Regions from separate parts of the Homo sapiens genome. Here region 2 is linked to region 1. The links are chromatin contacts, found by Hi-C or POLR2A ChIA-PET in ENCODE. All regions are on one chromosome and are shown on one strand. Each heading gives the region's core, a stretch centred on a gene start or an enhancer-like site at or near the end of the contact. The rest is flanking DNA. Distances are from core to core; before and after follow the strand shown. Region 1 holds the start of NORAD (non-coding RNA activated by DNA damage). Region 2 overlaps CNBD2 (cyclic nucleotide binding domain containing 2).

The links. Hi-C counts contacts between places; a loop is a spot of excess contacts on that map. ChIA-PET counts read pairs that join two places held with the same protein, here RNA polymerase II (POLR2A). Pooled maps may share reads with other maps.
Region 2: a loop to region 1 is called in a map of endothelial cell of umbilical vein, with 3 times the contacts of the local background. The contact joins the enhancer-like site here to the promoter of NORAD in region 1. A Hi-C loop is called at or near these places in 1 of 168 maps with a recorded cell type or tissue (endothelial cell of umbilical vein) and 1 of 50 pooled maps. POLR2A ChIA-PET finds 5 or more read pairs at or near these places in 9 of 52 experiments (BJ, GM10248, H1 and 5 more).

The regions. Positions count from the first base shown.
Region 1 is chr20:36,049,411-36,052,340 of GRCh38, reverse strand. It overlaps NORAD (non-coding RNA activated by DNA damage), which reads left to right and starts at 1,381. Exons shown (of 1, transcript NR_027451.1): 1 at 1,381-2,930. RefSeq lists a silencer at 1,436-1,645 and enhancers at 1,133-1,704, 1,185-2,384.
Region 2 is chr20:36,016,224-36,019,153 of GRCh38, reverse strand. All of the region lies in intron 10 of CNBD2 (cyclic nucleotide binding domain containing 2), which reads right to left. Among named protein-coding and RNA genes, the nearest start is that of NORAD, 33 kb to the left of the region's middle. Within about 2 kb of position 1,458, at least 7 of the 41 ENCODE cell types and tissues checked have a DNase peak (open chromatin) inside an H3K27ac peak, as active enhancers do; they include endothelial cell of umbilical vein, where a contact is called at or near this core.

The DNA.
Region 1 (2,930 bases), core at 132-2,631:
CACATCAGCAGCATTTGACACTGTTGATAAATTCCCCTTGAAACACTTTCCTCATTTACTTCCAGGACACCACACTCTCCTGGTTGTTCTCCTACCACCCTGGTCGCTTCTCAGTCTCCTTTGCTGGTTCCTTCTCATTCCCTGACCTGTAAACGTTACCCAGGGATCAGACCTCAGACCTTGTCCCTCTCTTGGTTCTCTCATGCAGCCTCAAGGTTTTAAAGACATCTATATGCTGACGACTCCCAAAGATTCATCTCCAGTTCAAACCTTTCCCTGAATGCCAGACTCATAAATCCATCTGTCTGCTTGACATTTCCACTTGAATGTCAAACAGACATCTCAAACTTAACATGCCTAAAACTCAGCTCCTGGTGTTCTCCCCAAAGCTTGCTCCTCCCATGGTTTCTTCCATCTCACTTAAGGCGGCTGCCTTTTCATTTGCTCAGGCCAAAAAGTGTGGAGTCATCTTTCAGTTCTCGCTCTCCCACTTCACATCTGGTCCGTCAGCAAATCTTATAGACTTGAGCTTATGTCAACCCCTGAATTCAACCACTTTTTGCCCCCTTTGCTGTCGTCGCCCTGGCATAAGTCCCTATCATAGCTCACCTGCTTGATTGCAACAGTCAGTTATCAGGTCTCCCTGCTTCTGCCCCTGCCTCCACTTCAGCTCTCCCGCACTGCAGTTCAACTCCCTCCCATGGTCCCATTTCTCTCCTCTCTTCCCCAGCCTCTTTGCTGTTCCTGGAACAGGCCTGGCCCACATGCTTCGGCTTTGTGGCCTGTGCATAAGCTGTTCCCCTACAGACATCTCCAAGCATGGCTCATCCCCTCGCCTCCTTCGGGTCTCTGCTCCAGAGTCACCTGGCCGTACTATAAAGCATTCCGCACCTGCACTTCATATTCCTCTTTCCTTTTTATGTTTCCAAAGCACTTTCGCTATCTACCCTTTTATGCATTTTAAGGATCTTGTTTATTGTTGTTTCCCTTACTAGAATGTAAATTTTAGGAGAGCAGAAATTTTCCTGTGTTTTTTTCTTTACTGCTGCACTCCCCCGTGCTTAGAGGCACATAGGTGCTCGGTAAACAGGTGGTAAATGAGTCAATAAATGAAATATTGGAGTCTTCTTATCCAGCACCGGAGGAGTAAGGAGATAGAGAAGCAACGTTTGCTCAGGGAATTCTGAGGCCAGTAGCAATTTCCGTTGCGAAGAGCAAGCGGGGTGGAGGGGGCCCTAACCCCACGTGACCACACCCCATTCCCCATTCCCCACCCCCACGCCGGAACATTGCAGACCCGGAACCACGGCTCGCGGGCCCCCAGCGCAAGGGCACTTCCGGTACCGCTCCTCTCTTGCCAGCGCAGAGAACTGCCAAGTCAGTTCCGGTCCGGCAGAGATCGCGGAGAGACGCAGAACGCAGCCCGCTCCTCCAGGGCCCTCCAGGCCCTCCGGCCCCGGGCCGGCGGGTGAACTGGGGGGCCCCGGGACAGGCCGAGCCCTCTGCCCTGCAGATAACGGAGGCCTCTGCTGTGGCTGCCCACTGGCTGTGCCCGCCCACTGGCTGTGCCCAGACCTTGAAGCCGCAGCGAACCTCTCTTTCCCACCCCACCTCGGTGACTAATGGCGGCCGTGGCGTCTCCCAGCCCGGACCCCGCCGGCACCCGGGTCTCCCGACCCAAGCCTCGACGAAACCCCCGCAGAGCCGCCGGGACGCAGCGCCTTTGGGCGGCGCTGGGCGTGGTGGGCCGGGAAGTATGGCGGCAGCTCGAACGCCGCGCGGCGGAGGCCATTAAGGCGTGGACGGCCCGGGAAGGCGGCCTAGGGACGCAAGCAGGCTCGGCCGCCTCTTTAGGCCACGGAGCCGCGCAGATCCGGTTCCCGGGTGACCACTCTGTCGCCATTGGGCGAGACCTACCTAGTCCTGACGACAACGGACAAAGGCCTTAAGGGGCCTGGAAGGTGAGCGAAGTCCCGAACGACGACGGGTGGAACGGTTAGCGGCCATCGGGCGGTTGGTCTTCATTCTACCAGACTTTGCTGTCGGAAGAGAGAAATGGTAGAATGACAGGCCACGTTTGGCCCGTTGGAAATGCCCACCACCCTCTGGGAAGATTTACTGGCCGTTTATGGAAGGCCTGTGTATATAATATGAAAAAGCTGCTCTCAACTCCACCCCAACCTTTTAATAGAAAACATTTGTCACATCTAGCCCTTCTAGATGGAAAGAGGTTGCCGACGTATGATAAAATAGAGTTAGAAAGTTACACATCTTGTAAATTCTCATTTGTTTAAAAGAAATCATAGAAAATACATGTCTTCTGGAGATGACTTTTGGAAATGGAGTTGTTAAGACGGCCTCTGGAAGCGATACGTCCACGTTTGTTAAGTGGGTTAGATGACATGGAGCTGGAAGACCTGAGAAGGAAGAGAAGAAGGTTCTATGCTAGACTGGTCATATTTAGAAGACATTTTCATATTCTATCCATTGTTTTGTGTGCATTTTATTCCTCACTACTGTGTATATAGTTGACAATGCTAAGCTTTTTTGAAATGTCTCTTCTTTTTAGATGTTCTGAAGTGCCTGATATGTTAAAATTAGAGGTAGCAAAATCACATTTTGTAAATACCTTTTTGTTACAATTCATAGGAAATATTTTTGGGGGGGAATGGCCAAATCACCTGTTGAGTAATACTCATTGTGTTTGTGCAGTGGTTCAGGGGAGGAGAGAGGAGGGGGAGGTGCAGAGAGCTCTATGCCATCCTGTTTACAGCGAGGCAAGATGAATCATTATGTCTGTGCATTTTGTTTTACTTATCTGTGTATATAGTGTACATAAAGGACAGACGAGTCCTAATTGACAACATCTAGTCTTTCTGGATGTTAAAGAGGTTGCCAGTGTATGACAAAAGTAGAGTTAGTAAACTAAT
Region 2 (2,930 bases), core at 209-2,708, 33 kb after region 1:
CCCACCCACCCTGCTTTTCATTCCATTCCTAACAGCAATTTGTAACTTTCTATGTATTTACTAGTTATCTGTTTGTTGTCTGTCCTGACTAGATCATAAGCCCCATAAGGGCAGGAATTACGTCAGTCTACTCAGCCACAATGGCACTTTGTTCCATGCTTGGAGCATGGTAGGTGCTCAAGGAATATCTGCTGAATGAGTGACCCAAATGGAGCCACACAACTTTAGAGGTGGCAGCTCACCCAGATGAATCTCCTCATTTTCCCATGACATAGATTCAGAAAGGGAAAGTGATTTGCCCGTGGCCACACAGCTAACTATTAGAAGCAGAATGAAAATAAGAAATGCTGCTTGCCACCTCTCTTCTGCGCTGCCCATGGCTCTGGCCTGCCCAGTCTTGACCACCTCAGAGGCCTCAGCCTGCCTGTTCCTTGGAGAAGTTGGACTTCCTATATCTCCTGGCTCAAAACCTGGGTCCCTCCACCCTAGGCCCCACCCTCTGCTGCTCCCAGGGCTGACCCAGCTCCACACTGCTACTCCCAAGGGTGAGGACGATGTGACCCACCTTCCAGGGGGCGGGTTCAGTCAAGCAGTTACCACTCTCATTCTCCTACAGCTGAAGCCAGGGCCTCAACACAGGGAGCTCAGAGTCCTACCACAGGCACCTCACGAAGGCATCCGCAGACATTTTCTTCAAAGGGGTCATGTTAACAAATATTTGTTGAAGGCTTTCTATGTGCTGGCCCTATGTGGGAAGCAGCAGCCAGGTCCTTGTGCTAAGTCCCCACCCAAAGCCTTCCAGGACTTCTAGGAAATCAAGGCCTTACTCCCTGTTCCAGCATTGCAGGGCCTGGACAAAACAGACCCTGTTGTTCCTGTTCCTGACACAGCCTCCCCTCCTGTCACTGCCTACCAAACTGAGCAAGGCCTTTTCCATCCTCGTGCCTCCATCCTGCCCAGGCCTCCCTGTCCCTTAGTGCCCTGTGTTCATCTCTGAGCACCTTACTCTGAAACATTAATAAATTGAAGTGAAGCAGACACCACCTTCACTAACTCTAACAAAGACGTATAAATGTAAGATGTTAATAACAGGGGAAACTGGGCGTGGGGCATATGGGGACTCTCTGTACTATCTTCTCAATTTTTCTGTAAATCTAAAAACTGTTCTAAAAAATAAGACCACTAAAACAATGAATCCAGTAGTGGGGGCAGGGGGAGTGTGGGTGACCACGCTTGGCTGTGAGCTGATCACTATGGAGGCTGGGAGGCAGGTGACAGAGCTGAGTGGCAGGAGGAGCGGTGTGTGGGCGCAGAGGTGGGGCAGGCAGAAGGGCTTTCCAGGAGGAGCAATAGGCTGGAAGGCTGGAAATTACGCCCCTTGAAGAATGACCGAAGGAATGGAGGCCACTCTGCGTGAATATGAAAATAATTAACGGAACACTGGCACTGTGCCTGGCTACATAAATGTTGAATGAAAAACAAAACAGCATTCTTTAAATACCTAAGGGCATCACATGCTAAGGAAGTGGATTTCTTCTGTTTTGGGGAACAGGGCAGGGAGAGGAGAGGAGCTAGTTTAAAGTTGTAGGAGGCAATGTTTTACTAAACAAAAGGAAGAAATTTCTAAGAGCTAAAAAATAATCAGCATTGACAGAGGGCTGTGCTAGGGACTGGACCTCCCAGACAGTACTGGACTGACCTTCCCAGCCCTGAGGACATACAGGCTGGTGTGAGTGGAGGGAAGGAGCATGCACAGTCCACCATAACACAGGGGGAGAATGGCATAAGGACAACCTTGGAGATAGTGACAGAGGAACAGAGGAGAGGGCTTGGTGAGGGAACAGTTTCCCAGATGCTGAATAACCACACATGAGGCTTCAGGAGACAGCCCTCTGCAGGCACAGGGAGGCCGAAGGCCCATTGCTCCTCCTGAAATCCCTTCTCCTGCCCTACCTCTGCACCCGCACACTGCTCCTCCTCCTCTCATTCAGCTCTGGCACCTGCCACCCAGCTTCCATAGTGATCAGCTCATAGCCAAGCGTGGTCATCCATACTGCCCTCGCTCCCACAACTGCATTTTTTTTTTTTTTTTTTTGAGACAGGCTCTCATTCTATTGTTCAGATTGAAGTACAGTAACACAATCATGGCTCACTGCAGCCTCGACTTCACAGGGTCAAGCAATCCTCCCACCCCACCCTCCCAAGTAGCTGGGATCATAGGCAAATGTCACCATGCCCAGCTAACTTTTTAATTTTTTGTAGAGACAGGATTTCGCTTTGTTGCCCAAGCTGGTCTTGAACTCCTGGGCTTCAGCAGGTATGAGCCACCATGCCCAGCCTTGGATTCCTTTTTTTTTTTTTTTTTGAGACAGAGTCTTACTCTGTCACACAGGCTGGAGTGCAGTGGTGCAATCCTGGCTCACTGCAACCTCCACCTCCTGGGTTCAAGCGATTCTCCTGCCTCAGCTTCCCGAGTACCTGGGGTTACAGGTGTGTGCCACCACACCTGGCTAATTCTGTATTTTTAGTAGAGACAGGGTTTCACCATGTTGGCCAGGCTGGTCTCAAACTCCCAACCTCAGGTGATCCACCTGCCTCAGCCTCCCAAAGTGCTGGGATTACAGGCATGAACCACTGTGCCCGGCCTGGTGGTCTTATTTTCTAAAACAGTTTTAGATTTACAGGAAAATTGAGAAGATAGTACAGAGAGTCCCCATATACCCCACATCCAGTTTCCCACATCTTACATTGGTATGTCTTTGTTACAATTAGTGAACCTCTACTGCTACATTACTGTTAGCTAAAGTCAATGAGTTGCTTAGATTTCCTGTTTCACCTAATGCCCTTTTTCTATTCCACTATCTTATCCAGGATACAACATTACATTTAATAATAGGGCTCTTTAGGCTCCTCTTGGCTGTGGCATTTTC